Regions from separate parts of the Mus musculus genome. Here regions 1, 2 and 4 are each linked to region 3. Evidence: chromatin loops called from intact Hi-C (ENCODE). Cell type or tissue: left cerebral cortex. All regions are shown on one strand. Links, peaks and the distances in the headings refer to the core of each region. The heading gives the core; the rest is flanking DNA. Region 1 has its middle 18 kb from the start of Gm15521. Region 2 overlaps Opcml (opioid binding protein/cell adhesion molecule-like). Region 3 holds the start of Ntm (neurotrimin). Region 4 has its middle 100 kb from the start of Gm15521.

Region 1 (7,404 bases), core at 1,185-6,184, 240 kb after region 3:
CGTGTATGTGTGCATGTGTGTGCCTGTGTGCCTTTCTGTGCTGGCTTATACTGGAAGAGGCCAGCTGCTGCAGTCACACTGGGAGGCTCCCATGCTGACAATACTTCCTGAACTTTATGAGTTCATGCTGTGTCATGCATTCTTCAGAGTGTCATCTGAAACTCTGGCTCAGGCCATTACCTCCCCTCTCCTCTGCCTCAGCTGGGGATACTGAGACACAACCCCCCCTGTTTTGGGTCCCTGTTCTCAGACCATCTGGTGTTGTAGTGTTGCTCTCCTAGGACTCTGAGTGGAGAGCAGACTGTTTTGCTCCCAGGATATTTGGAGCAAGGCTTCCCTTAGCACACAGCCTGGCCTCTTCTGGAACCACACTGTCTCCTCACCCTCGGGGGCCTCTAGTCCGAATATGCCATGTTTCTCACGGCCTGTTGAGTAGAGCATTTTTTCCTTTTCCCCCACAAGACAGTGTCTGGTTGCATGGTTTTTACTTCTGTATTTCTGGATACAGGCGTCCCCGAGGGCCACCCTAGCGGAAATGCATGCAAGGGGTTATGCAGACCAGCTGTGGGTCAGACTTCCTCTACCAGGTGGATGGCAACTGATCTTTGTCTGGCAGCTCCTCCGGGGTTGCTGTGTGTCATTCTGATCTTTTCAGGGACACACTTCTCTGCATCCCTCTGAAAAGACGCTACCCTGGACTTCTAGAACTTGCAGAATTTTCTTTATAGCTCAGATGGTGTGTGTGTGTTTGTGTTAACTCCACCAGGGAGCCTCTCTTTCCAACTTCTCTAACCACCCAGAATCAAGGCCTCTTTGGGGAGCTCTGGGTGCTCCTCTGTCAAGTTCTACAAACACAAAGGCCCTGGAATACACTCAGAGAAAAGACATATGATGGCCCCACTTTCTGAACACGCCCTCTCATTGTAAAACAGCATCAGCAGAGTCTAACTCACAGGACTCACAGGTGGATATCGCCTCTGCCGGCATTGACTACAAACAGCGTAGTGCCAGAGTGCAGGATCGTTGTATGCAAAGCAGAGTGACAAATGTATAAATGGAAATGAAAATCTATCTGTCCTGGGAAATAGACATGTGACCAAAAGATGATATTTTTCTACTAAATCTGAAAAATCTCTTTTATTACAAAGTTTCTCTGGAGAGCTGGCAGATGGTAAGTGTGGGAAGGGGTAACCTAGGGCAGAGTGCCAGCTACCATGAGAAAGGTGGTGTAGCCTTGACTCAGGCACTTAGTCTTCCCACATGCCTGGGCTGGGGGAAGGGATGGTGGGACAAATGTGTGGGGCACAGAAAACCCCGAGTTCGTGTCACCCTTGTTGACCTTAAATTGTCTGCCTTGGCTTCTCATATGTCATCATTGACCACTAAGAAGCAGTAGAGTGGATTTCCTTTATCTCTCTAGGCACTGGGAACACAATGGGACCTGATCCTGTGCCAAGGTACCATCCATCTTCTGGGCCATATTGGAGCAGTCTAGTGGGTTCTGACATTGCACCCAGCCAAGAGAAGTGGTTACAGCTTATCCATGCAGCCCTGATCTGTTGAAGGATGTCTAGGAACAAACCAACTTCTCTGTCTATGCCTCAGTTTCCACATCAGCAAAATGGAGCAAGAATGTCATCTACTTAGAAGACCGATGAGGGGGCCGTGAAAGACAGAGTCAGGTTCATAGCACATGAGCCTGCACGGACCAGGCTGTCAGTAGCCCAGAGCTATTTTTAGTTTCACTCTGTTAGATTTTGTGATCTGAAGGAAAGCCAGAGCATAAGGTGCTGGCAAGTCTAATGACTTTTCTATTTCTCCCACGTTGCCCCTCTCTCATTCTCACCTCTGTGGCAGGCAGAACATCACTGTAATAAGATGATGGGGAGAAGCCTGGAAGTAGATGCCCATGGTGCCTCTAGAAACAGAGATGTTTTCCAAATGGGGTGCTTCATCATGGAGGCAGAGCCGTGAAGGAGCCTTAGCTTGTGGCTTAGCAAAAGAGAAGAAAACTAAGGCAAGGCCCAAATGCCCCTGGCCTGAGGCATTAGCCAACCAATCCCTCTGGAGGCCTGCTCCTCCTGGTGGCTGTCACCTCAAGTGTGTTCAGATCTGTCAGGGAACGTGTGCCTTCAGGGGGATGAAGGGCAAAAGCAACATTTGCAGGGAAATTGAATTCTACGAGATAAATCTTAGAAGTCTCTCCCAAGAGCTGAGCTGGTCTTTGAATTAAAAACCACGAGACTTAGGCTAACAGAATAACTGTCCCGTGCTAGAATTAGAAAGGCTACAAATTCTGGGTCCACCATTTCCCAACGCCCTGTGCCTTCTCTGGGATCCTTAACCATCCAAGACTTTAGAGATGGCTGTGTTTCTCAGGGCTCAAACTACACAGGGCCAGTGCAAAGTCCCCAGCCGCCTGTGTCTGCACCTGGTAATGGAGGCCACTCATTTCCTACCTTTCACTATGACCTAGATCCATATGAGAAAGGAAAGCTCACTTCTCAAATGCAGCATAAATAGTTCAGGGTAGAACAGCCTCACTGGTATGCCCTCCCTTCCTCTGCTGGGGACTTGGTTCAGCAAACATCTAATTCATCGGCCAGGGTTTGTTTTTAAGCAAAGACAAGGCTGGTGTAAAACGAAAACTAACTAAATTCATTTTAAAACTCAAATAGTGAACCAACTAAAAGTGTATGTTGCAGAACAGGACAGTGGTTTAGATGTCCCAAGAAAATCTTTGCTCAGTCCTTTAGATCCGAGTACTGCCCCTTGACACTGGCGGCCATGTTTCAATTCAGAATGCAGCCATTTGGTCTGACAGGGAGACAAACAACTTGGATCTCCAAACCCAGGGAGAAGCTGATATCCCCCTACAAGTATCACCTGCACCCACCCACATTTCTTTCACAGCATGAACTGAGCCCTCCTGAAAACTATGGGAAAACTCCAGAAAGACAAGGAGCATGGAACTCCTACACAGCCCTGCAGCATAGCCCCAGAGAAACCGGTGGAAGAGAGGTGCTAGGACCACCGGTGTTGCCTTCGCCAATTTAGAGCTCAACTCTCAGACTTCTCCAACAGAGAAAACGACACATCTGATGGGATCTGAAAGCATTGATCTAGGACTTTTAAGAAGAATCACCTACATGCTGGTTTCTGACTTAGTGATCTGAGCTGCGCCCCTCTGTCCAACTCTGCTTTGCAAATCATTTTACAAATGTAGCCCGGGTACCAAGAGGAAAAGGGAAGCTGCTTTCCCTGATTGCCTGCCTGTCTGCCTGCCTGTCTGTCTGAGAACCCTCATTTTCATTTTAAGGAGTTGGGCTTTCATCCTAGGCAGTGTCTTCCCTACAGGGGGGTAAGGGTGCCCTCTAGTGACAAATCTGAGGATCTGCAGGCAAGGTTGGAGGCCTGCATCTGCAGACTCCCTTATCCAGATGTGAGACCGCCTGGCAGTATGCATCGCACCCCTCTGGGGTTTATTAGCCTGCTGTAATGTCAGTGCAATAATAACCCCGGGGAGGCCATTACACCACTATTTCCATCCAGAGGAGGGCTATTCCATCAAGTACTCCAGAGGCCTGCTTAGTAAATGAGTTTTCTTTTAAAGATATGTTCACTTGATTGCTTTGCTAGAGTGCATTTGGCACCACATGGAAATCTGTAGGGGAATGGAGGACGTGCAGGGACCTGAGGACCACCCATGAATCAGCGGCAAAGGAAAGGGCAAGATATCACAGCCTGAAGGCCATGTCTTCCCTGTGGCCTTTGGTCCCTCTCTTCCAGTGGCCCCGACCTTTAATAAAGTTCCTTACCTATTCATCTTTGAGTTCTCACCCACAGCCATGCAGCCCCAAGACTCATCCCAGTGCTGGTTAGCATTTACTCATTCAAGTCAGGCTCTGTGCAGGATGCTGCCACACCCAGGAAGCAGAGAGGCACAGAGGGACATTTCGATTACAGAGAATGTGTAACAAAGGCCAGTCGCTGTCTGGGTGCTGGTCCTGAGAGCAAGCATCTTTTCAGTCCAGACGCTGAAAGTTAACAATCACAGCAGGATGCAAACCTTAGGCTCTGTGTAACCCTCATAAGGTCACTAAGGGGATGGAGCTGGCCTTTGTCCCCTTCCCAGAAACCCAAGTTGAAAGAGGGCAAGGTGCTATATTAAAACGCTTGGAATAAATAAGAAGGGGGCCTGAGGAAGGCAGAACACACACACCCCTACACACACTATCTGTATATGTATTCCTAGTGGATCAACAATGCACCAAGATTAGCATCTGACCACAGGCATACCCTTATTCACATGGCGTCATGTTTCACCCAGTTACAATTTTCACTCCTCTTGAAATTTTGACCTAAGAAAATTATTGTTTAAAGCAATGCCAGAGGTAATGCCTGTCCCAATAGATGCCCACAGAAGGAACACACCCTCCTCAGGCCGAGTCCGTACTGGCCAAGCATCTGGTTGTCCTCTCGAGCTATAAAATGCCTTCTGGCCCTGGCTCCACCTCCGACACCCTCTGACCCAACCACCACTCAGCCTGCTGGTTTCTGCATCCTACCGTCCTACAGGGGCAGGTGTACCTGGGCTGTAATTGTCTCTAATTAGCTTCTCTGGCACTTGGAACCTTCCCCAACCTCCAACACACAGCTAAGTGGTTCTCCAAAGAGGATAGAAATGATTCCATACCTTTGAAAACATCAAAGGAGTTCTTTTTTAAAATTGACCCCATTTTCATTCACAGCTCCAGGCCAGCCTTGAGGTTGTACCCAAGTGGGGTTGGGTTCTTGTATGTGTACAAAGGGGACAAAGAATTCCTGATAAGACACAAGCAAGGCCTGGGGCGTCTCTGTGGCCCAAAGTTCCCATCCACTACTGGCTAAGAAGCATCTTACTTGGCCCTTTCCCTGGCTATGATAAACTATTGGGAGCCAGACACAGACAGACGTGCTGATCCAGAGTCACAACAGATGGCCACAAAGCAGACCTGTTACTCCTGATGCTGTGACTAGATTAAAAATGCTTGCATTGAGGGTTTTCTCTGTGCCAATCCTCTATATTCTAGATGAAATTAACTCTGTCTGGAACTTATGTATGTGTTGAGTGGGATTACACTAAACAGATAAAAACAAGTAAATGTATAATGTGCTAGGTACTGTATATGCCAAGGAAAAGACAGTAAATCAAGGAGAGAGATGGGACATCATGTAGTTTCCTCTACACGTGGAGAGTGGAAGACATTTCTGATAAGGGACAATTGGTGATAAGCCTGTGAGCTACAAGGAAGAAATTATCTTGCTGTTAGGACATGGAACATCACAAGGAGACCAGCAAGTGTAAAGGCGTTTGTGGGTGTGAGCATGATACCAAAGAGGTGCATGACCAGGGGAGCGCAAGAGCAGAGCCCAGAGACTGGTGACTAGCAAGAGAAACAGCACAGCAATTGTCTAGCTCTGGCAGCTACAGGTGGTGTCAGCTGACTAACCCAACAATATTCTCAGCAGTCACACCCATCCTGGTGCTGTTGGCTGAGCTGTCCTTGTTGCACCATGAATACTCTCAGGACCCGCGTGTGAAGGTCTGAGTCTGGCCTGCCAATGGCTGCTGATCCCATATCACAGGCGTGTTTGTTCCGGGAGCCAGATGCAGGGCTCAGAACTGAATCGCTGGGGAGTGTATATTCAGAGCTAAAAATCTGTGTGCCAGAAGGAAGCTGGGGGGGAGGGGTGTACACCGCAATTACAGCCAGCCCTCCTCTCCCTTTCCTATGGTTCTTGGAACTCCTTGGGAGCTATGACCAGGTTCTGGAGGCATCAAAAGTACAATGTTGCCAGCACCGTGGCGGTGGCGGCTGCTGAGAAAGGGCTTTGCAGCCAGGGGTGGGGAGAACAGGGATGGCATTGGCTCTGTTGCCTGCAGAAGCCACCTTGCTGTGTCCAGGGTCAAGCTTTATAATCTCTGGGATGTCATTTGTCACTCAGCCAGAAAGATCCTCCCAGGATTGCTCCGGTCAGCCGTGTGCACGCACATTTGCTATTGTGGCACTGGCGGCTAAGCTTCTCTCTGTGTGCTGTGTTCCACCGGCCATGTATCTGACCTCCCGGAATGCTTCCCAACATATTAGGAGATAAAGATCTCAATATTACTAGTGGAGGAAGCGAAATTGAATGAGGCTAACCCTAATCATCTCCCACATGGCCAGGCCAGCGAGTGATGGAGTTTTAAGAACCCAGCTCCGGGAAACGTGAAAAAAGAGAATTTGGTCCCATCACTAGAGCCTCTTGCTGCTGCCTTCCATCCTTCAGCGCCTGCGCTAAACTCCATCCCTCACCCTCTTACCCCACCCACCCCACCGTCACCTCTGCCAGCCAACTTTCTTCTCACCACCACCACCATGGCAGTAGGAGGAGCAGGGGAGGGCACATTTACGGAACTCAGTCTGCAACGGAGATCCCAGCCATTCTCCCAGGGGATCTTTGTCACTAACATCCAGCTGCCTGCTCTCTGCTAAAACTGTGTGATTTCTGAAAATGGGAGCACCGATGCTGGCTCCGGGTCAGGCCACCTGCAGAGGAGCCATCCACACCCTCTCCATAGCAATAACGACAGGATTTGTGGCTTCATGTTCCAAGCATCCCCAGGGCAGTTTGCCATGAACGTTTTGACAGGATGAACCCCAGACACACCTGGAGTCTATTTCTGCAACTATAAACCCATCACTCCGTACAAAACTCAAGGCCACCAGCCCAGTGTGTGCGTCTCCACGGTACCTCCAGTGTACACTCAGTGGGGACCTATCTCATCTGTATTTTTCTGGGACCCATTTTTTTTTTTTACATCCTCTATGTCTCCTGGATGGGAGACTTGTGTGCTCATCTTGGAGGATAGGTCACTTTCCATCATCCTTTTGCTCTAAGCGTGGGTTCCCTGCTGTGGGCTCCCCACTGAAGTAGCTTGTGTGATGAACACATTCTGGGTTTCTTTCTTGCCTCAATTTATGGAACAAAGAAGGTGGGGAGCTACTCCTGTCCAAAGAGTGGTGATCCACTCACAGACACTTTGCGAGCATTCTTTTGCTTAGGAATAGCACAAACAGACTCTAGGCTAGCTTTGCAGTTGGGAAAGGAAGCTGTGATCTCAGAGGACAGGTATAGGTGAAATAAAACAACAATAACAGCAACAACAACAACCACACACACACACACACACACACACCTTACAATGAAGATAGGATGGAATTTGCACTATTAGAATTCTAGAACATCCCATAGGTACGTTTTCTTGTTTGTGGGCACAGAGCACAGCTCCTGTGACCCAGTTGATGCTGGGTTTATCTTTCAGTTAGTTGAAAGAAGGGACCCCAGACCAAAGGCTAAAGAGCTGGAAGGGAGCCTTCT
Region 2 (7,404 bases), core at 947-5,946, 1.2 Mb before region 3:
TTAGAACCCCAGCAATTTTGTGATGATCCAGAGCCACTGCAGATGTTGGTCCCCAACTACTGCAGGGCACATTGCTCTGTCACACTGTTCTACTTCAAATTCATAGCCTCTATTGTCATTAATGGTTATTGTATATATCCATGTTGTATATATTCATGTATTATGTGTATGTTTGTATGCTCATGGGCATATATAATATATACATGTATATAATATATATATACATATATATGCTGTTACGTCTTTATTACATTATGTTCTTATGTGTATGAACATTTTTAGGGCTGACCATTTGTCACTTGTCAACTAGTTGGTGTGCTCTTCCCTGGGAGCTCTATCCCTCTTACTCAAGAGATGGTTCAGTCATTAAAAGGTGGCCTCACACCCCAAAACATAAGCAGGAAAGCTTTTAAAAGGGATCTAAGACTTAGTGAACATTCATTAGTTTATATTTTTATCATTGTTCCATTTATGAAAATTAATCTTTTCTACATATTTTACACAGTCACTTCTTTCTATACACACACTCACTTTTCTGTGTTACTTAGGTTGCATAAATAACTGCTATATAATACATCGGACATATTTATTTGTTTATAAATGTGCGTGTGTGTGTGTGTGTGTGCATGTGTGTCTGTCTGTCTGTCTGTCTGTCTGTCTGTTTGTTTGTGTGTCTGTGTGTGTGTGTGTGTGTGTGTGTGTGAATGGCTGAGTCTAGCACTAGTTTCCTTGAAGCACAACTGAAAGCATTTGATTCTCCCACTGTCTCTCCCTTCCTATGACTGGATGGGGCATGTCTGGTGAGGTATCTGTCTCACCCAGCTCCTGGCACACAACTGCCTAGAGCTCTGTTTTATAGATGAAGAACATCTGTGTGTTTTTTTAAAGGTACCCCCATTTGACCCTTTAAGGATGTTCTGAACTGCTGAAGGTTTGTCCTTTGCTTTGTGACATCAACCAGTAGCTGTCATTCAGTATGCAGACAGGGGCATGAGTATGCCCTGCCCCCACCTGGTCCTGAAGAGGCTAGCATGCTTTGCCAGCAACATCCCTGATGCAATTTCCATTCTATGCTTTCAGCTGTCTGCCCTGACCACCCAGCCAGCATGAGTCCAGGCAATGGGAGCTAATTATAACATTAACTAAGACAAAACATAATTACAAAGGAAGCTATTGATAAACAACACAAATTTATGCATTCCCCAAACAGCCCCACGTTACTCAAGCAAGCATCCCTTTAGACCGCCACTTCTCCGCCATTTCTGACCACAGTGTTTCAGTGCCTGAGAGTGGAGAGTATGAAGACATACTCCCTTGGTCCTCAGGCAGGAGACCTGCCACTCAGGCTTCTGGTCACTCATGTCCCCAACTGAAGACTGGCATCCACTTCCTCCCTAGAGAAGCTGGGTGGAGATACCAGAGCCTTGAACCCAAAGGGAAGGAATCCACCAAGTAGCAGAATTGGCCCAAGGGGGAGAGGGGGGCGGGGGCAGGGGCTTTGACAGAACAGGGACAATCAGTGAAGCAGAGAAAATTGACATTGGAAGTTGTCTATTTGAAAGACAGGACAGCCTTTGCGTGCTACAGAGCTAATTATTATGCAAATTTATGCTAATAAACTCTGCCTTGAATGTTGTCGAGAAGCTGCCTTTTCCCGTTAACATAGCTGTAATGAGAGGTAAATTTGTAATGCAGATGCCCGAAGTAATATATCCTAAATCATTTTATGGTGTAAGGGGCTCTCTCACCCCACCCAGCACAATGTCAATTTAAATTAGTTTTTGCTTTACATATTTATTGAAGCTTTATTTATTGTTAATACTTACTAAGGACACAAACTAAAGAGCTCCTACTACTTGGTAGAAGTGGAACTTAATCAGAGTGGGGGTTGGCCCTCACTGGTCTGGAAGACTCTAGGGAGCCTTTTACTTTCCCTCAACTGCCACCACAGTACCACAATGGAGGGACTGGCTTTGTCCATGAATCTGCCCCCTCCTCAGAGCTTCCTATCACCTTAGCCTCCACCACCACAGAATATGTCTAGGCAAGAAGATCCTCACAAGGTGTTCGTGAGAATTAATTATATTGGTCACCTCTTTCTCTGTGTGATTTTAGCTAGACTTCCGGAGAACTGGATGCTGCTTACAACAGGGGAGAGGCTGTCAGGGGTGATGCTGTTGGTTCTCTGTGGAAGTGTGCAAACCCACTGTGTTGTGCAGTGCTGGGGCTCTCACACATAGCCTCACATCTCATTCACAGATGTCAAGGTGGGTCCAGCCTCAACTTCACATACCCAGGAACAAGTCCACATTCCCTCTGCTCACTCTAGTTCTGGGCATGTGATTCCAACTGTCTCGTGCATGGGAGGGAATGGAGTTTGAGCTAGGAGAGTTGCTTTTAAGCAACTATGGGCCACCTTGATTTTACACCAAGGTCTGTCACTGTCTTAGTTAGGGTTTCTATTGCTAGGAAGAGACAACATGACCACAGCAACTCTTATAAAGGGTAACATTTAATTGGGGCTTGCTTACATTCATCAGTTCATTATTGTTATGGCAAGAGGCATGTCAGTATGTAGACAGACGTAATGCTGGAGAGAGTTCTACATCAGTATTGGCAGGCAGTAGGATGACAGAGACACAGGGCCTGGCTTAAGCATCTAAAATCTCAAAGCCCACTCCCAGTGACACACTTCTTCCAACAAGGCTATACCTACTCAAGTAAGGCCACACCTACTTCAACAAATCCACACCTTCTAATAGTGCTATTTCCTAGTAACTAAGCATTCAAATCTGAGTCTTTGGGGGCTCTTTTTTTTTTTTTTTTAAAGCCACTACAGTGACTGGTCAGAATATACACATTTCCTGCTTTGAGGAAAGAGGAAAGCATCTTTGTTTGGTGTTCCCATCTCCCTTAGAGTGATTTTTGTTTTGTTTTGATGTTTTAATTCCTACTTTGCAATGGTCAGACTGAGGCTTTGTGGTTTTCAAGTAGCTTGTCCAAAGTTAATCCACTTATCCTGCATCCTTTGTAAAACCCAAATATACACTTTGGAGTTCCTAAACTCAGAGTTTCTTCTAAGAGAGCTCAGAAAACTTCACTTTTCACATAAGTCATTTCAGATTTTAGATATGATAAATTCAAACACCTTTCCAATCATCGCCCCAGATGCCAGTCTCTGTCCATGTAGACAGCTGTCCCTTGCTTTGGTTGGTCTCCTTGTACATTTCCTGCGAACTAAACTTTAATTTGTTATTTATTTAGGGAAAAGAGTCTTGATGGGTGCTGTTTCCCTCTTTAGTTAGTTACATATTTCTTCTAGGGTGCACAGTCTGAGGATTGCTGTGTACCATAGAACCATTAAAAAAGGGGGAGTCTGTAAAGAATGTGGGCGGCTAATCTAGTGGAATGAGATGTCAACCACATATACTAATTCATGTATACAGATATTCAAGGGGATTCCAAAATGTCTGCTGCTAAAATGCATCACTCCTTGTCAGCTACCTAGATTTTTCTTATTAGCATAATTCCTCGGAGTCAAGTGATCCTGACAGGCACTTCTGTGATCCTGTAAATTCACACTGCCTCGGGTGACACATAAACTTTATGTCAGGTTACTTGACTAGCAAGTGTTGGACAGATACTAGTACCTACACAGCAAATTACTAAGAGAACAGAGCCCTGAAATTTTGATGGAAGATTACACTGCAAAAATGAAAGTGGTGTTTGCTCAGAAGACAGATGGCTTCTTCCTTCCCTGTGACAGAGACCAAGCTTGCTGCTGGTGTGTGTCTCCTCTACACGCGTGGGATTCTACCTCACAGGGGAGAAATAGTTCTAGAACAACAAAGAACCCCTATTAATCCCTCACCTTAAACGAAGTCAGGAGAGCTAGAGTCTGGCTCAGTGGTTAAGAGTGTACACTGCTCTTGCAGAAAACCTGAGCTTGATTCCCAGCACCCACCCTGCTGACAGCAGCCTCCTGGAACTCCAGTTTCAGGGCATTGACTGTCTCTGGTTTCTAATTGTATACACAAACACACACACACACACACACACACACACACACACACACACACACACACACACACACACACTCACTCAGTACTCAAGTAGACATTGTTGGTGAGACTATTAAAAACACAGGGAAAAGAATTCACATCTCCAGAATTCCTCCTTCAAAGATCACTTTCCTCCCATCTCTGTATCTATCACAAGGCTGGCTTGTAGACACACAACGTTTGTACATTCCCCCATGGGAAAGCCTAGTTTTCCAGGCGAGATGACAACACTTTCCCAAGGGATTGAGCATCCCTGTGTCAGAATCAAGGATGACTTTCTTGTTCTGAAGAGACAAGGAACCAGGACACTACAATGGATTAATAAGACAGCAGGGGAGGCTTCAAGGCATAAGTCCTTGTACCTGGCCCCTGGGCCAAGCTGTACTTTGGGCATAGAAAGGTGAATTCACAACAGCTAGGAATCACTTTACTGTTTTTGTATCTTAGTGGGTGACCTGGTGAAATGTGGAATCAGATTAGCACATAATTATGCCTCTCTCCTACCTACAGGCTTGTTCCCCTGGGAAAGAAGTTGAAATTCCGCCATCCTTTTGTTCCTTGATAATTCCAGGCTTGCTTATGAAAGAGTCAGGAGGCTATACTGGATACATTCAAAGCCTCTTTCAGATCCCTGGCTTTAAATGGGCAAAGAATATTTGCACTATCTGGGCACTGGCTATGGGTTAAAGTCCCCGTTTCTGAACAGGTTATGAAATTGATTTACTTGCCACAGGGAACAGCCAAGGATATGATGGAGGATTGAGCCCATCAGGGATCCTGTTTCTGTCCTCATTCACCATGGCCAGGATCTCAGACTGTCCTACAGTGGCCATGGGAGACAGGGCTCTGAGACAGCTGAGGTGTCATAGCCTTTGTGTCCCTTGTGTTTCTTCTGCCCAAAGAGAAAGGGCTTCCCTTCAAGCAGCACGTGCTCTGTTTGGAGAGAGGGAATATAGTCAGAGAAAAAAAGAAAAGGCTGAGCGAGGCAAGCAGACTTCCAAGAGGCAAGTGAACAATTGCTGCAGGAGGGCCTGGAGATGCTTTGTCTGTGATGGGGAGAGATGAGGCTGGGTGGGAATGGAGAAGTACCCTTCATGTGCTCCTGGAGCTGTGCTCAATAGGGCTGACAAGACCCAAGTAAACCCCTACAAACCCACCACACCCTATCCAGTGATCTGCTTGAAGCATTCTGTGCTTGCAGAAGGACACTTAGGGGGAGCAGGTGGACCAGGACCACAGAAACCTGTTTGGGGAGACTGCAGGCAGGTGTGAGTCGGTCATAGAGCACCCAGCCTCATGTGGAGGTTATCACTTGTAAATAAGAGAGACGGGTTCTACTTTGGTACCAGGGGAAAGATATAGAAGTTGAGCTCATCCCAGATGCCTGGAGATTTCTGAGTACTCACAGGATTCTACCGGTAGGTAGAAAATTCTAATCCCTGAAACTGTGTTTTATACATAGAATTATTAGACACAATGCATAAATTAGCTCCTGGCTGTATGTCCAAGGCATATAGAAAACATAAATAAATGTTGTGCATAGACTTGGGTTCTGTCCTGAGAATGCCTCTTATGTATATGCAAATATTCCGGATTAATCTTTCAAAACCCTGAAATCCAAGCACCATGGAGGAGTGACCCTCAGCTTGCCATGCTCCATCTGCCCAGGAGAGGGAACATGTGTGCAGCCACTGTGTACAGCCCTTGGCTTGAGCTCTCGCTCTCGGCCACCCTCAACTGGGGACAGTGCCCTGTAGATGACCCACCTTGCAAGGATCGGTGGGATTCAGATCTCCCAGGGACACAAGCAAGGGTTCATTTATGGTGACGGCAGCAATGTGCTTCCTCCCCAAGCTCTGGTCCCTTCCCACTGGCTTGGCCTGGTGGGCTCCTGAATGGAATTTAGATGCACCAGTGCTAGATTTGCTCAATACCATGGGACCCAATCCAGACCTGCCCCAGACTCTTCAAGGGTCAGATTTTGAAACTATGCAGTCTGGGGCTGGTGAGATGGCTCAGTGGGTAAGAGCACCCGACTGCTCTTCCGAAGGTCCAGAGTTCAAATCCCAGCAACCACATGGTGGCTCACAACCATCTGTAACGAGATCTGACGCCCTCTTCTGGTGTGTCTGAAGACAGCTACAGTGTACTTACATGTAATAAATAAATCTTAAAAAAAAAAAAAAAAAAAAAAAGAAACTATGCAGTCCTACCCTCCCATAGCTAACTCCTGCCTGCTCAGCTCCAGCAAGATGGTGGGGTCACCGGCTCTCAAGTAGCAGACTTAAGTATTTTTCTCTGCTCTTTCTCTCCAGGTGATGCCACAGGGTCCTCTCAGTGGCCCTTATGCAGGAATGTTTCATCATCAATGCAGTCTCCCCTAACCCTGGACAAATACCCACCTCTATTCTTTCATTTCGTTTTGTTTTGTTTTGTTTTGTTTTGTTTTGTTTTGTTTTGTTTTGTTTTGTTTTTGAGACAGGGTTTCTCTGTGTAGCCCTGGAACTCACTTTGTAGACCAGGCTGGCCTTGAACTCAGAAATCTGACTGCCTCTGCCTCCCAACTGCTGGGATTAAAGGTGTGCGCCACCACCGCCCGGTCCCACCTCTATTCTTTACTTACATGGTCCTTGTTACAACAGTTAAGTAGTTTTGTCTTCTACTTAGGCTTCTTGGTAACTGCTTTATCCTTGTGGCCATAATATTAAGTCCACAGCCGGAATCTGGGTCTATTTTGTTCAAAGTCTCATTGTCAGTACATAGTAGCCTTCTAAGAAATGAATGAACCTCTAAGAGTGAATGAATGAAGCCCGGCTTACACACTCTACTGAGTCCACACCAAGCAATGCACCTGCAGAGGCTGCAGAGAAAAACTCTAGCTTGCCCTTCTAGGCATCTCCCTCAAATCACTTTTCCCAAGTGCCTCAATGTCCCGTTCATCTTTTTTCCATAAGAAGCAGTTATGGGGAGAGTTCAGGAAAGGGTCTCGGGTACTATGCCCATGGCATGGCATACAGGCTCTCTCCCTCCCAGGGGCAGTTTAGGATGTAGAGAGGCTATTTCAGGGTCATGGCCTCTCAGTAACAGGTCTCTGAAACACAGCATGTGGTAAGATCTAGCCCAGAGTGACTTCACATCAGTGGCTGACTTCTTGTTCTTTCGCCACAGGACAGCTCTTGGCATAGCTTGAAGGAACAGAGGGCGACTGCCTTCTAGGAAGGAGGGGCCCACCAACACTGTGCTCTGAGTTGTTTTGCTAATAGACTGTGACATTCCATGATCACTGTGAAAGAACTCACTTGCAACAGGAAGCTGAGAGGGAAGGGTGAGTTACAGTACCAAA
Region 3 (7,404 bases), core at 1,019-6,018:
AGCTCTCTGGCAGAGAAAGTGTCCAAAAGCAAGGCCCAGGAGCCTGTTACCTGATCTTGTCATATGAGGGAAAGCCCCACTTTTGTTTTCTGGTCTGTATTAGAACAACAACTGCATCTCTTTTGTGATTCCACTGAGAAAGCACTAAACCCCAAGGATTAGCACAGGTGAAGCAGGCTTGTCCCACACAGAATCAGAACTGTCATGTAACACTGTGCGTTGGTCCAAAGAAAGCAGAGTTAGGTAAGAACTGAGAACATAGTGACTCAATAAACCAGTTGTATCAGAGGCACACCCAATAGATCTTCAGAATGGTTTATTATTCAGTGGGCAAAGCCACTTTCCTTTAGGCACATACAGCCTGGTGAGCCCAGAGGCAGAGATTGGAGGTCATGCTGGATGTATTTTTCTCACACTGGAGCAAGACTGATTGTCATCACCTTCACTACACGTAAAACCATGTGGCTGACCTTCACGGTCCCTGTAATTCTTCCACACTTCAAAATGTTGTGTGTCCTTCGATAACTATTTCTACAGAGTACTTCTGGTAAATGGAAGAGAGACTGAAAACTGGGTTGCCTCTCTGTACCCTTTTGGGTTCCAGTAAAACCCAATACATCCTCCCTTCTGTCCCATAGTTAGTTGAGTTTTCATGTTTCCCATGTTGGTTTCCAGCTCCTCAGTGGGCTCAGCATAATTCTAGAAACTTCCATGCAAGGGAGCATTTGCCCATGTTCCTTAGAGCCATGGTAGACAGGCTGGATGCCTGAGTTGTTCCTCAGGGGAGCACAGTCAGCATCTCTGAGAGGGGGCAAGGAAGGAAGCCCAGGCAGGCTTCCTTCGTGGCATTGCTATTCGGAAGGAGGGAACCCATAAGCAGGGATCAATAGTCCCACTATGAGACAACTGCTGCCAGGGGACTCTAAAAATAGATGCTGGGAAGGGGATGTTTTTCTGCCCTCCTCCTCATCTTAAGTAGGCTACTTTCTCTAAGGTACATCTGGCACAGCATCAGGAACATTTCCCCCAAAGATTGGAAGACTGGGTAGTAAAGTGGCCTGCCAGAGAGGAAGGCACAGATCTCAAATAAGGAACAAACTCCCAGCACAGCCCATCTGTGTGCAGCTCAGGGAGACCTCAGCTCAACAGATGGCATGTATTTGGAACCAGCACACAAGTAACTCCTCAGGAACTACCCTACATCACATGTGACCAGGGCAACTGTGATGGTAGACCGAGGACACCCCAGGTCAAGGGACACAAGGTAAAGAGAGACAGGGGAGTGGGGAGGGGAGTGATCTCAGACACACACTTCTTCAATCATTCGTACAGGTACTGTGTTGATCACTTGCTGTAGCAAAGACACTGGTGAATGCCAATATGCTAAATAAGCCAGAGGGTTTACCTAACCCCAAGAAACTCACTGTACTAGAGAAGAAGGTAACCAAACAAAAGAATGGAATGACTTCAGACAGAGATGAGTGCTCAGGAGAAAGCTGCCACTCTGGTAAGCCAATGTGAAAACACTAAGGCGCTGGGGGGGCGGGGGTTGACATTTGAATTGGGGCAAAATCAGAAATAACTGTGGATAGCATTATTCTTAGTAGTAAGGACAACCAAAGTAAAGCCCTTGGGCAAAGCCATATGCTAAACACTGGGATAAACACCCAAGGAAGACATAGTTCTGCCTTCCAGGACCCTCAGAGTATCTCAGGAACTATCAGAGACCCATAAAGAACCCAGTTTTCTACATCTGGAAGGGGAATCTCTAGATCTACCACAATCTTCTGTGGTACTTTATGGTGTTGCAATATAAAAACTCAGCCTTAATCTTGTACATTAAGTCAGACTTTCTATCTTTAACTCATCCACGAAAAAACATGATGGTTGAGCCACTACAACTCTAGACACAAGACAGGGAGCAGAGACAGTCTCTGGCTTGCTCCCATACCCAGGAAATAGTTCACTTTTGTAGTAGCTGTTTTATTAGTGGAAGGTTCCTCACTGGGCAGAGCCATTGAGTGGCATTCTGATGTTTCCTCAAGGTTTGTACTTGAGCTTGACTAGCCCAGTAGCCATCTTGGGTTCTGAGCTACTTAGTACCATCTCTACTTGTTCTCAGTCCTAACCACTGAGAGCCTCCCTCCACCAGGGGGCACTGTGCTCAGAGCCTCCCCTGTTGCCATCCTAGCCCCATGTATTAATCTGGATTATCTTGTTCACAGGCTGGCCCTGGTGAGTGCACCCAGGACTCCTTCCACACTTCATCTCTTGGCTTTGCACCTTTCCTGAGAGAACCACACAATAAATCTTTATTGTTTGATCACTGTTAACATACAAAAGAAAGTCAGAGAAATCCGGGAAGGCGTGAAGAGTGTTTTGTTTTGTTTTTAACTCATCTGTTTAGTGAGGGAGCTCATGACGTTAAAAGGTGTGATCTTTGCTCTCCCATAATACACTCAGGCCACTCAGAAAGACAGTTACACAACACTACAAAGAAGAAAATGATGGCAGACATTAATCCCCACTGGGGAAGTAGGAAGACACGGTGTTTATTGGGCCCTGATAAGTCTTGGGAAATCTCAATGTACATGGTCTAGTTCTGTTGCTTGCTACTGCTGGGAGTTCAGATAAATGATGCTCTTTGAGTCTCAACTCTCTCATCCATAAAATGGGAGATAATTAAATGAATTTCAGAGAGTAGGGAAGATTAACTGTAATAGTTCATAGTACTATAGAGGCTGGTCAATAAGTGATAATACTACTCAACTTACTAACATCATCATTAGTTAACCTCCTGCTAGACCCAGTTCAAAAATTCCTAGCTATTCCACCTTCATCAAATAATTTTTTTTTCCTGCGAGAGGAGAGGTTAGACTAGGGATCCATCAGGAATTCCGAACAAAGCAAGCACGTTAACAGTAAAGCCATCTCCTCATTTAACAGTAAAATTCTCCAAGAGAGGCTAATTCTTCATGCCAATGCCTCCGTTTTCTCATCTGTAAAATGTGATAATAGTAGCAACTTCATAATGATTATTATTAGAATTCACTTATAATGTTAGGAGGTTGAATGACAGATAGGATATTATATAAAGCACTTTAGTATTCCCTAATACAAGGCGACTTCTCAACAACACTGGGATATTTAGTTTAAAATTCTGTGTCATGTGATCTCACCAAGATGGAAAGTTTAGAAAGGCCTGCAACTCTGTACAGATTGCCAGTGCGGTTGTTTCCTAGTATCTCCAGAAAGATCACTAGAGATAATTAGATAAACTTTTAAAGTTTCTACAAAGTAGAATTTGTTGCTGAGACATTTATTCTCTTTAAGGACTACAAAAGACCTCCAGGATAATACTGATGAGAACAAAGCCAAATAAAAAGTAACCAGCGCAGAAAGCCCTCTGCTGGTCATGAGGGGAACTGCAGTCTTGCTGCAGGGTGGCCTTCCATGTGAGCAGAGGACTTCAGCCCCTATTTCTTGATCAGAAAGAAGACCCTGGATCATCTCATCCCTCAGTTTTAGGGTTCCATCCACTGAGACGTCCACCCTCCTGAAAGTCGCAAAGATATTCGGTCTTTTGGCCTGACACAGCATAGCTTAGATGGTGACCATCCTGATGTATATATAGGGAAGCAGCCTCACCCATATCCTCATAGTGTTGTTTGTGTTCAAACAAGACCACTGTGTGAACTGTCTGCGAAACTGTAAACAAACGCTGGTGTCTGAAAGAGACTACGGCAAGAGCAAAGCAGTCAATACATAATAATGCCCTGTTAGAAACAAGTCCAGGGCCCTGGCACCTGCTGGATACAGTCACTCTCAAAAGGCCATATCCTCCTGAACTATGGGACTACTGCTGTCCTGGGGTGACATTTTGGTCACTCCAATCCCCTTGCTTCCCTTAGAATGTGAGAGTCACTGTGGAGGTCTATTGATAGCTTCAGATCTCTAGGTCACTGACCAACTTCTTTTCTCTTTTGTCACTGTTCTGTGTGTGGATAGGTGTCTATGTGTATCTAAAACAATCCACCATAGATAGTGTCTCTATTTTGTCCCTGGAGGTCTGCTCCCTGTAGCCAAGGATTAGGGTCAGAGGGGGCATCTACAGAACACTAAATTTTCTTGACTATATTGTTTAGAGGTTTGTCTTTGTTTTGAAGAAGTCTGGAACCGATGCATATTTAAAACCAGATAGTTCATCTTAATCTAAAGTAGTCCCTACAAAGTTCATTCATGTGACAATAAGTAACCAGGAGTTCCTTGGAGTCATAAGAGTTAGGTCCTCAAAGACAAAGGATTTGGGGATGTTTGCAGCCCCTTGTGTGGTTTCTTTAAATCACGTGTATTTTTTGAAAATGTCCTCACAACTCAACTCTGTAATATCAGCACTCACTCCCCAAGATCGTCTGTCCTGTGGGTACCCTGTGCACAGTCCACAGGTACTCCAAGCTCATCACTGATGGAACCAGGACATTTGGCACCAAGGCCAAGGTTCATTTCCCAAGAATCTCCACGTTAGAGGATGAAAATAGTTTCCTGTTGCCTGCAGTCAGTACCATTGGCCAGTTTTTAAAACTTTATTAAAAAGGACACACTAAGTCAAGGAGAGGTACGGAGAGTTGCTTGCTCCCTTAAAAATTCCAGAGATGAGAATTTCCCATTACAATCATCCGGCGTGTAGCCCTCCTGTGAGTGGTGTGGTTTTATCAACTGGAAATGGAGTCAGTGCTTCAGTAGCAATATCGCGAGGGAGACAGTCTTGCCCCACTTAGCACAAAATGTAGCTAAGATTCTTCTCCTCCTCCTCCCCAGAGCTTGCAACCCTCAACCCCAGAACCGACCCAACACAACACTAAAGCTTAGGGTTTGCTGAGTGCCAAGTTTTGTACATGCTGCTTTGGTGAGCATGCATAACAATCAGAGCACGGTCCACTCGTGTAGAAGGCATTCTCCACAGACAAATCACAGTCCATGGTACCAGTGTCCAAAAGCCACATTCAGACAGGAAATCACATCTGCCTCTGCCCACCGTATCATGGAACAGACAACCCAGGAAAAAAACGTTAGTAAAATCCAGGCTCAGGAAAAGAGGTTTTTTTTTTTTGCAGAGTCCAGACCCTGTGGCAACTCTCAATGGCACGGGTAGTGCGAGGGCATCCACACCAAGCCAGATCCCTGCTTTGGGACTCATTAACTTCAGCAGGGAGATCATCCATGCTGAGTCTCAGCCAAGCCCCAGGTCACCATAGCTGTCAGGCTCGGGAAAAGGCAGTAGCAGGACCATTGGCTTCAAAATAAGACAGCTATCCCTCACCTTTAACAAACCCTTGGGTCAAAGGAGCCAGGTTTGGAAAGCACAGCTCTCCCCTAGCATTACCCTGAGGTTGCCACATTCCTTGGTAGAGCAGTTAGCTCATCCAGGAATTGTGCAGCGCAGCAAGCTAGGGATCTCTCCACTAGCCCTGGCTTGCTCCAGAGCACACACCCGCACCCCTGCCCCTTTGCCCCAGCCGAAACAAATCATCATTTAGTAGAGTGGCAGTTCCCTACCTGAGGGTGGCGCTCTCCCCCTGCCTGACCGTCACGTTGTCCATAGCTTTGGGAAAGGTGGCATCTCCGCTACGCACCGGCACTCCTGTGGGTACAAGGAATAGCAGCCTGAGAGACACGACCACGAGGCACTTCCAGGGCAGGAACAGGTACCCACAGACCCCCATTCTCGACAGCCACAACTTCCCAGAACTCCGGTAGTGGCACGCACACGCCCCCCGGGCGAGCACAGGAAGTGGGTGGGGTGGGGAGTGAGCGCGGGGACCCAGCGATGAACTAGCGGCGACCGCGCGATGCACTGGGAGGAGAAAAGCGCGCAGACTCCTCCAAGTCTAATATTCCTCCCCTAAATCCAGCCTCAGCTCGCAGCCTCCGAGAACCAGTTTCCACACACATCCGAGGCGGACTTTCTCCGTGCTGCCTGTAGCCAGGAAGGTGGCCAGGAAGGAGAAGCGCAAGGCAGGCAAGCAGGCGCACAGGTGCGGGTCTCAGAAGCTGCCTCTTCCCCGTAGCAGTTCAGGCATGGCACTTTGGACAGGAGTAAGCACTTTGGTATCCAACGGGGTTGTGGCTGGGTTGAATCCAGCTACCCAGATGTGGTCTACGATTCCTCAGTCGAACGAGAGGAAATCCAGCACTTTCTTAAGTTTCAGAGCAAGGCTCGGCGCCAGAAACAATCTGGAACAATAGCAGATGGAAAGTAGAGCACGCAAGAGGCGGCACGGAGGGAGCAAGGAGGCGCCTGCTAAGCCGGCTTCCTGCAATCCGGACTCGGGAATCCTGCCGCAGAGCCACGGTCAACTTGCTCAGAGCCCAGATTCGCGCTGCAGCTTGGGCTGTCTCTGCAGCGCAGCAGCAAGGTTGGAGCGGCGCGGCAGGGGCGGACCGCAGCGGTCCCTAGCCCGCTCTCTGGCTCGCTGCAGAAGACGAAGCGCAGTCGGCACCACCGGAGCCGCGGACGCCACGCTCAGCGGCCGCCCCCGGCCTCCGCGCTGCCTTCCTCCCGGGAGCAGCCCCGACGCGCGCGGGCCCCGACCGCCGGGGTTGTCATGGCAGCAGCTCCATCCCTGACCGCCACTTTCTCTCCTTGCCGACTCCAAGCGATCCGGCTGGCGGGAGGCACGGACTGTGCGCTCATCCTGGCGGGTGCGGGGCGCGGGCGCCCACCTTAACCCCCGCCGCGCCGGGCCAGGGCAGGGCGGTGTACCACCTCTGGCCACCGTTTTAACCATTTCCGGATTTGAAGAGCTAGCTCTTCGCAATTAAGAAGACAAAGTTACTGTGAGGTCTTAATAACCCTAGACATCTTAATAAGGGTCACAAACTAACTAGGAAGAGAAGAGCCTGCAGCATGCATATGTGCACCTTTAAAATGGTCAAATTAATTCTATCAGCATTGAGAGTACATTTACAACGTTAGGAAGATGCTTTAAATAATCTCATTTTTATTCAATGTTACACCACCCTTTGCACTACACCCACCCTCTTAAAACCCCGCAGACTCAACACAGCCATTCTAAGAGATAGTCCACGTAAAATATAAATGTGGAAATTCCAGAAGGACCTTGGTTGATGGAGTGAGCAAAATCCCTTTAAAATGTTGGTCAAGTTCAACACAGCCTTTTTTCAATTCCCCAACCTCACCCCAGACACTGAGAATGCTAACTGGGTAAAAGGTACACAGGCATGGGCCAGTGTAAGCCACAGCCTTGTTTATAAAGAAGATTCTCTGGGTTCTGGGTTCACACTCTGGCGTACCTGATTTCATCTCCAAGAGGCGTGGCTTTCTTTAAATCTTTGAAGCCCAAAGAAAGACTGGATATGCCTGAGCTTCTGTGACTTCTCTCT
Region 4 (7,404 bases), core at 1,368-6,367, 120 kb after region 3:
GAGAATTAAATAACATGCATTCTGACAGAGGAGGCAAAAGCATTCTGAGCCCAGCTCCCAAGCTGCTGATTCTTCTCCGTGGTCTGTTTTCTATTTTCTGTAATTTTTTTTTTATCATTGGCATACTATTTCCTGTAAACTGTCCATAACTTTAAGCAGGCTTGCTTTTCCTTTTTTGCTCTGGTCTCAATCCCATCCCTACTGTTCTCAGAATGGCTTTCTGAAATGGACTATGGCCATCTTCAGGTACCTTCAAAGGCTCTCCTCCCTACTACTTAAAGCCTCAGTTCCCAAGCATGCTTCATGGTCCTCAAAGGTCAGGAAAAATGTACACGTCCACCTTATTCTCTGATTTCTGTTGTAGTAACTGCCAGTCACAGCCTCAGGAAGGATAAGCCATCCTACCAGCTTGCCCCCGCCTTTCTTGCAGTAGAACTGTCCTCGCTCTTCCAGTCACTGAACTGCCACTTCCCATGAACACTCCACAGGCTTCAACTCTGCACAACCCACAGTCAGACCCCCACTTACTGCCAGCTGTTGCTATGTTCTCCTGTATATAAGTCCATGCGCTTAAAAACAGAAGCTAATTCAGCCTGCAATGCTTGGAGTAGTTAGCATCTTCCCTGGAACATACTCTGAGCTTCATGCACACTGGTTGAATTGAATTTGTTCTTAATAGCACTAGAGAGTGTTTCTCACGTGGGGAACAGTGGATCAGGAGTGACATGCCTGAAATGCACTAGACCATTAGTCCAGGAAACACTGGGTCTGGGATTTGCTATTTCATGGCCTTTGCACATTAGTCAAGTCCCTTGTCCTTTCTGAACCTTATTACCTTAGCCAGAATAAGAGATTGGTACCTTTCTAGAAGTATGAGGTCCATGTGTTTCAGATAATTAGAAATTGCATCATCTAACACTTGAACATAAATAGCAATCTTCCCTGTGTTCTTTGAAAGCATATATGCATGTCTGTCCACACCCTTTTCCATGATAGGCACTTTCTTGGGAAATAAAAACAAATGAATTGAAAAACATCCAGGAAATTCTCATATCAATTTTGTGATAGCAGCAAGTTCATCACCGTTAACTTTACCATATTTCTTTTTAAAATATAAGTTTTTTAAAAAAAAAAAACTAGAGTTCATGGAGTTTCCAATTTGATGTTCACTAAGTGTTTTAAAGATTCTGAGCCATAGTAGAATAGTACTTATTAAACAATTATATACAATTTTCCCTATCACTGAAAACAAGGTTCTTCATAAAAGTTGTACTTAGAGGTATAGGAAACCTCAACTGTTGCCTGGAATTGCCAGGTAATTGAATTTAATCTAATTAGATCACCTTTTACAGGAGTGTTGTCAAGCTAAGAGTGTCCTTTTCCATGCCTGTATGAAGATATAACAGAGAATGGACATTTCTGTTTAAGATACAAATTGCAATGATGGATGTCTAATCCGATTTTCCCACCAAAAGTACGCTATCATGTAGGCTACACGCCTTTCTACAAGTGTGGTGGCCAATGTGTTTCAGCCATGACCAGGAACATCATGTTTAATTTTGTGTAAATAATAAAACCACATTTAAAAGAAAGAAAAGCATAAAGCTTTCTAAATCAGTTTGCTCCGTTAAATCCAGCAAATGTTATAAACAACAGAATTAGAGAAGGGTCTCTCATAGTCACTGCTGGTCAGAAATGTGAATTGTATGCTGGTAAGAGTTTTGTTCAATCACAGACAATAAAACAATACATAAATGTGTTACAAAGTCACAAAACAGAAAACGACTTAAAGAATGAGAACTGCAAATTAACCTTTATTGATCATTTGCCATATTCTGTGTGCTGTGTGCCACAGGGTCTTTTTAAAACATTGTTTTCTGAAAGGCGAACGTGATGGTAGAGTACTCTAAAGTTTCTTTTTTTTTTTTTTTAAAGGAAGTAGTAAAGCATTTATCTTATCCATTTAAGAGCCATATGGCTCTGATAGCCATCGATCATACTCAGTCCTGTGTGGGAGGACATAGTATCCTGCCCCACCCCCACACTTATATACTGGGTCAAGTGAGGTCCAACAAGCTTTTACATGAGAGAGAATGTGAAAACCGAGCTTTGTTGAGCATAAATTGAATCCAGGTAAACTGATAATAAAACAAAGACTTTAGCCTGCAGAACAGACCAGAATACAAATGAAAAGGGGGATACTACAACACCGCTATCCTCTGAATTTATGGATTTAATTAATGAAGATCAAAATATTTTAGAATTGGGTTTTTTTTTTTCTTAAACATGTTCGGACATTTTTTTCTTGTCATTATTTTCTAAGCAGTATAGCATAGTCTCTATTTATATAAGATTGACATTTTTAAATTTACTGTTTTATTTATTTATTTATTATTTACTTTACATTGTAATATCAGGCCCCCTCTCCTCCTAGTCCCTTCTCCACCTCTGAGAAAAGGGAGCCCCTTGGAGGCCATCATCCCCATAAGATTAACATGGAATCGGGTATTAGAGTATATGAGAGGATTGTGTATGATATCTGCAAATCTAACATCATTTTCTATAGGGAACCTGAGCATCTGCAAATTTGGGAAGCCTTTGGAATTATGAAGCAGAGCCCCTCTGTATGCCACAAAATTACTTGTCCATTCCCATGCAATAGCAAGCATTGAAGATTGGCAGGAAAGTAAGAGTTATTGCTGAGTCTTTGTTAAGTCTGTGGATTACACACTAAATAAGATTTCCCAGGATGGTTATGCTTTGTTGCAGCATCATAACTTGCAAGTCCCTTTGTGTTGCTCTAACAAAATATCTAAGGCAGGTATGGTGGCTTATCATGTAATCTCAGCACTTATAAGGCTGAGGCAGGAGGATTTCTCCAAGTTTCAGGCCAGATTGGATAACATAGTGAGTTCAAAACTAATGTGGGTTTCAGAGTAATATCCAGTCTCAAAAATTGTAAAGCTTAACAAAAAAATTGCAAAGGAAATATAAACATATTTGCCACCCTTGGGAGGCTGAGAGCATGAGGTGGAAGTCACATCAGTTTTGTGGCTAAGGATTTCGAAGGCTCAGCTTGTGACTGACTGTCTCCTCTGGAAGGGAGGGGCCGTCATCACAGCATAGGTGACTGATGGTGAAGAGAAGACCTATAGCTAGTTCTGTCTGCCCAGTATTTGACAATGAAGAATGTTGTCTTCATCGCTTCACTCCCCAAAAGCCCTACCATTCAACATTACCATGGTGGTGAAGGATCAAACATTCATTTTGGAAGGAAACATTCACAGTGGAGATAAACAGGGCATCCTACTATTCATACAAGAGGAATAGCTACTATTGCAGGTTGAGTGACGATTGCCCAGGATGTCATCCAGACATTGACTTTTGAATAGTGACTATACTTTGCCAAGAGAGCTTGGAGACAGAGTAGGGTAGTGTGAAATGAGAGGTAATTATAGTACTACCAGAAGGAGGGACATGTCCCAATGCAGAAGAACATAGAGTATGATATGTTATGGGAACTAAAGTGATACAGATGCTGACTGTACACAGTGAACAAGAAGGGTGGTGGCTGGAGACTGACCTGTGCAAGCACACAACACTCACGTTGGACCTTGTTAGTTTGACTGGACCCCACTCACCTATGCCTGAAAAAGTGAGGTAGGCTTAGATTTCTTGGCATCTAAGGGAAGATCATTAACAGTTTCTGATCAGGGAGTGCCAGAGTCAGAGTTGCACATTGGGAAGTTAAGCTGGCTTGGGGAATGGTACCTTTCACACCAACTGATCAACAGCCCCAGGGCCAGCATGATGCAAGCAAGAATAAACACTGGCTGGTTCTGTAGGCAGGGATAGATGGAGAGTCAGATTGCAGGACAGAAGTCTAAGTGGGAAGCAGATCTAGGCACCATTCCCACAGAGGTGATAATTGGGACAGTGGGAGGTGATAAGAACAGCATTGTAAGAGAAAGTATGAGGAACAAAGGGTGATTTCTCTCAGGGGCATTGAGGAACAGCAGAGCTGATCAGTGGTGGACCAGTAGTGGAGGAGGCTGAAGGGGGGTGGGGCGGATATCAGGTGTTGCTGCCAGAGAGGGACGAGGTTTTATTATCACCAGTAGTGGGTCACTAAGAAGGAAGAACTATGTGAAGGAGTAGGTTGGATTGAGATCCAGCCAATTCGTTTCATAATTAATAACTTGGTGATCAACTTCAAGAGGGAAGTTGGGAAAGTGTGAAGGCAGAAGACAGGTGGCAGAGCCTGCAGAAGCCTAGACAGGCTGGTACACACTAAGTGCAGAATGTTCTCTCACAAGTTTGTCAGAAAGAGGAAAGAAAATACCCTGGAAAAGTCAAGCTGGTCCCCTTGCCATAGGGGGAAAATGATTACTCCAACTTGCCTCACGTGATACTCTGCAACGCTGTGGAGTTTTAAAGATGGAGGGTACTCGGTAAGTAATATGTTAAAATTATTTATGGGGTTTCTGGTTCTCACCACCTCTGAACAATGCAGAGAATGATCTGCATCTGTCTGGTGGTTCACAGTCACATACTCAACACTGCCAACTTCCACCCAAGCCACAGACATCGCTTCACATTTCAACAGCAGCCAACACTACCCACCACAGTGGACAAACTTCGATTGACAATCCCAGGAACAATTCCTTGAAGTGGATCAAATACTCTTGAGGATTTTAGCTTTTCTTGCAGTCTGTCAGGTTAGGCAGATACCATGGTCATTGGCAGGAAGGTGAGGTCAGGTAAGCTCAGGGCCAGGGAGCTAACGTTTGCCTATATATACCCACAATGTAAATCAGGAATCTAATGATGGAGGGCAAGCCAACTGATACCTCACCCTCAACAGCTCTTCCTTGGACGCCTGTCCATTAGGCATAGCTGTCCTTTTGCCTCAGGGCAGTCCAGTTACATCAAGACCTTCAAAGTCTTGCCATTGGGGGGAGGGGCAGTGCTCTTTGGCACCAGCATCATATCCCCTTCTCAAAGATATTCCCATGTGTGAATGAGGTGAAGGTAACATCAAGGGGCTACCCATACTAAGGAAGAACAGAGAGGAGCCAAATAGCTAGAATGCTCTTCTCATGCAAATAGCCCTAGCTAAAATGGGAAAACCCAGAACTGGCAGAAAGAAATGGAACAGGAAAGAGATGCAAGAGAAAAAGCTGAATTCGTTTTGAGTAAGAGAATTTCTGAGGGACATTAGCCACTCTTGAAGAAAATGATAATGCTTTCTCCCTGGCATTTATTAAATTCCCACGACTCTCTAACGTCGAAGTCTTTGCTGTTCATTTGGAGGATGAGAAACTTCAGGTATATTCAGAAAAGAGAATCTCCCTTTCACAGGCGTAGTAATGGCATCAGTCACTGCTACCCGGGCGGGGCTTGAGGAGGGGAAAAGAAAGCGAGCTCACATCATTTGAGCCGTTGAAGGCTCCTAGGGCAGCCTGGGTGGGCAGTGCCAGGCTGGTTTCTGGAGACTGCTTGGGAGACACACAAACCAAGGGGCATAAAAGAAAGTTTAGAGTGCCAAAAGTGTTACGAAAAACAGATTTTGCAGCAAAGCCTCATTCTGGTGACACCAGTAATTGGATACGTCATCTAATTGGTTTCTTTATTTGTGATACTATAAATAGTTCACTACCTTCTTTACTGTGAGAACAAAATGGGGTAGAAATACAAAAACACATGATAAAAATGGTTGAGATGGTTTAGTATAAACACCAGAATCTAATACACAAGTCTGGGGATTAGCTCTCAGCTGCTAGAGTACTCGTCTAGCATTCATAAAGCCTTGTAGCTGGATTCCCAGGACTGCACTAACTAGGTGTGGTGGCATATGCCTATAATCCCAGCAAATGCCACACTCAAGTGATGGAGACAGGAGGTACAGAATACCATGGTCCTGCTCAGCTACAAGTTTTGAGCTAGCCTGGGAAACACGAGACAGCATCCCAAATGCTGCTGCTGCTGCTGTTAATGATGATGATGATAACACACACAAAAAGGACTAGATTTTCCATGTAAGGCTTTTATTAATAATAAGGACTTTTCAAAAAATGACATGACTGTGTTGTGGGAAAACTGCCACAGAATCTTTTTCTGTAAGCTGGAAAAATCACAGTCTTTAAAGGTGGGATCTATGGGAAAGTTTAATGTGTTGAGAATCCAGTGAGTGATCAAGGGAAGTGGTGGGCAAAGCTGCTGGCTTGTTCTGGGCTCAGCAGGAATCTGGCCATCTCAGGATGTCTGCCTGCCTCCTCGGGGTAGCCACTCCAACATGCCATGGACCCAAGGGAGTTTCCACAGACAAAGGCATTCTACCCAGATGGTCAGTGTTCTGATTTAAAATCTGGCTCTGGAAAAGGCCACTTTTTGGCTCTTTCTTTTTTTTTTCTCCTCCATAGCTTGGTAAAAATAGTACATATGGCTCCCTATGGTTTTGCTTTGATGCAGAGGTGACTCATTCAGTATTGTGTAAAAGTGCTAATCTGCCCCTCCCAACACTTCTGAGTTCTTTAATTTCTCTGACACATTAATTCTAACCCCAGTCCCCAAAGCCCCAACATCCCTGAGAATCCCAGAACAGAAATTATAGCAATTTCCTGTAACCTGAATCAAATTCCAAGGTTGGAGAGCACGGGCCAAGTCCAGCCATTAATTCAAACAACCCTATGAAAGATTGTGGTGAGCAGCTGTGATTCCATTAAAGGGGGCAATTTCAACTCCATTTCCTTGATAAACAGACACAAGCTCACCCCTAAATTGGGCTTGATAGATTTGATTAGGGGAGAGTTTTTGGAGGTTGTGATTTCTACAGGAAAATTGCTGTTTGATGTGCAAGGCCAAATTGCACTTGAAATCTCCTTGGGGGCTGGGGCCGGAGAAGGAAGAGGAAAGCACACCTAGCCAATTGCCATCATCCAAGCAGCAGGGGAATCAAGCTGTTGTATTCACAATATCTGTTAGGTACGCAGCCCGTGTGTGGTACAGAAAGCATGTGCACTCGGGGGAACCCGTGATTAAAAGCAACAAAGCCAAGTGTTTAAACAAAGCAGAATGCGCCTATCCAACTTGTGTGTCCCATAGGAGTCTGCTGCAGGGCTCTGGCTGGGGACACCTGTGGTTTTCTGTTTCTGACTCCGTGCTGAGACCCCAGGGATCTGGACTACAAGGGATAGGAGCCCATGCTTTAGCTTCAGAGTATAATCTCTGCTCACAAACAGGATAATGGGCTAAGTGACAGGGAAACTTTTTAGCCTATCTGATTTGCATTTAGCTTGATGGAAACTTTACTTCTTTAGGCCACGTCTGCCCGAGGAGGCAACTAAGACTGCAATAGTTTTTGAAACACTAAGGATGAAAAAGTTGGAACTCTTTTGCATTTGT

The links. Hi-C counts contacts between places; a loop is a spot of excess contacts. Peaks named below come from ENCODE experiments on the same cell type or tissue, not always from the same donor. Only the 100,000 strongest peaks of a DNase experiment are listed, where the experiment ranks them.
Region 1: it touches region 3 in a loop (9-fold over the local background); 19 of 42 quality-filtered maps call a loop at or near these places.
Region 2: a loop joins it to region 3, with 11 times the contacts of the local background. A loop is called at or near these places in 21 of 42 quality-filtered maps.
Region 4: it touches region 3 in a loop (2.9-fold over the local background); 2 of 42 quality-filtered maps call a loop at or near these places.

What each region holds. Positions count from the first base shown.
Region 1 is chr9:29,647,467-29,654,870 of GRCm38, forward strand. It overlaps a transcript of Ntm not described here. Among named protein-coding and RNA genes, the nearest start is that of Gm15521, 18 kb to the left of the region's middle. In left cerebral cortex, for the core only: a CTCF peak has its summit at 3,376 (motif pointing left); DNase peaks (open chromatin) are centred at 3,370 and 5,619.
Region 2 is chr9:28,254,161-28,261,564 of GRCm38, forward strand. The region is part of intron 1 of Opcml (opioid binding protein/cell adhesion molecule-like); the gene reads left to right. Among named protein-coding and RNA genes, the nearest start is that of Gm39313, 140 kb to the right of the region's middle. In left cerebral cortex, for the core only: a CTCF peak has its summit at 5,724; a DNase peak (open chromatin) is centred at 3,701.
Region 3 is chr9:29,406,000-29,413,403 of GRCm38, forward strand. It overlaps Ntm (neurotrimin), which reads right to left and starts at 6,686. Exons shown (of 7, transcript NM_001357602.1): 1 at 5,557-6,686. The coding sequence starts at 5,723. In left cerebral cortex, for the core only: CTCF peaks have their summits at 2,142 (motif pointing right), 3,408 (motif pointing left), 5,562 and 5,761; DNase peaks (open chromatin) are centred at 1,113, 2,228, 3,420, 4,821 and 3 more places; H3K4me3 peaks cover 2,338 bases; H3K27ac peaks cover 1,672 bases.
Region 4 is chr9:29,527,461-29,534,864 of GRCm38, forward strand. It overlaps a transcript of Ntm not described here. Among named protein-coding and RNA genes, the nearest start is that of Gm15521, 100 kb to the right of the region's middle. In left cerebral cortex, for the core only: no CTCF peak of the experiment used is centred there; DNase peaks (open chromatin) are centred at 3,906, 4,305, 4,544, 5,124 and 2 more places; H3K27ac peaks cover 3,333 bases.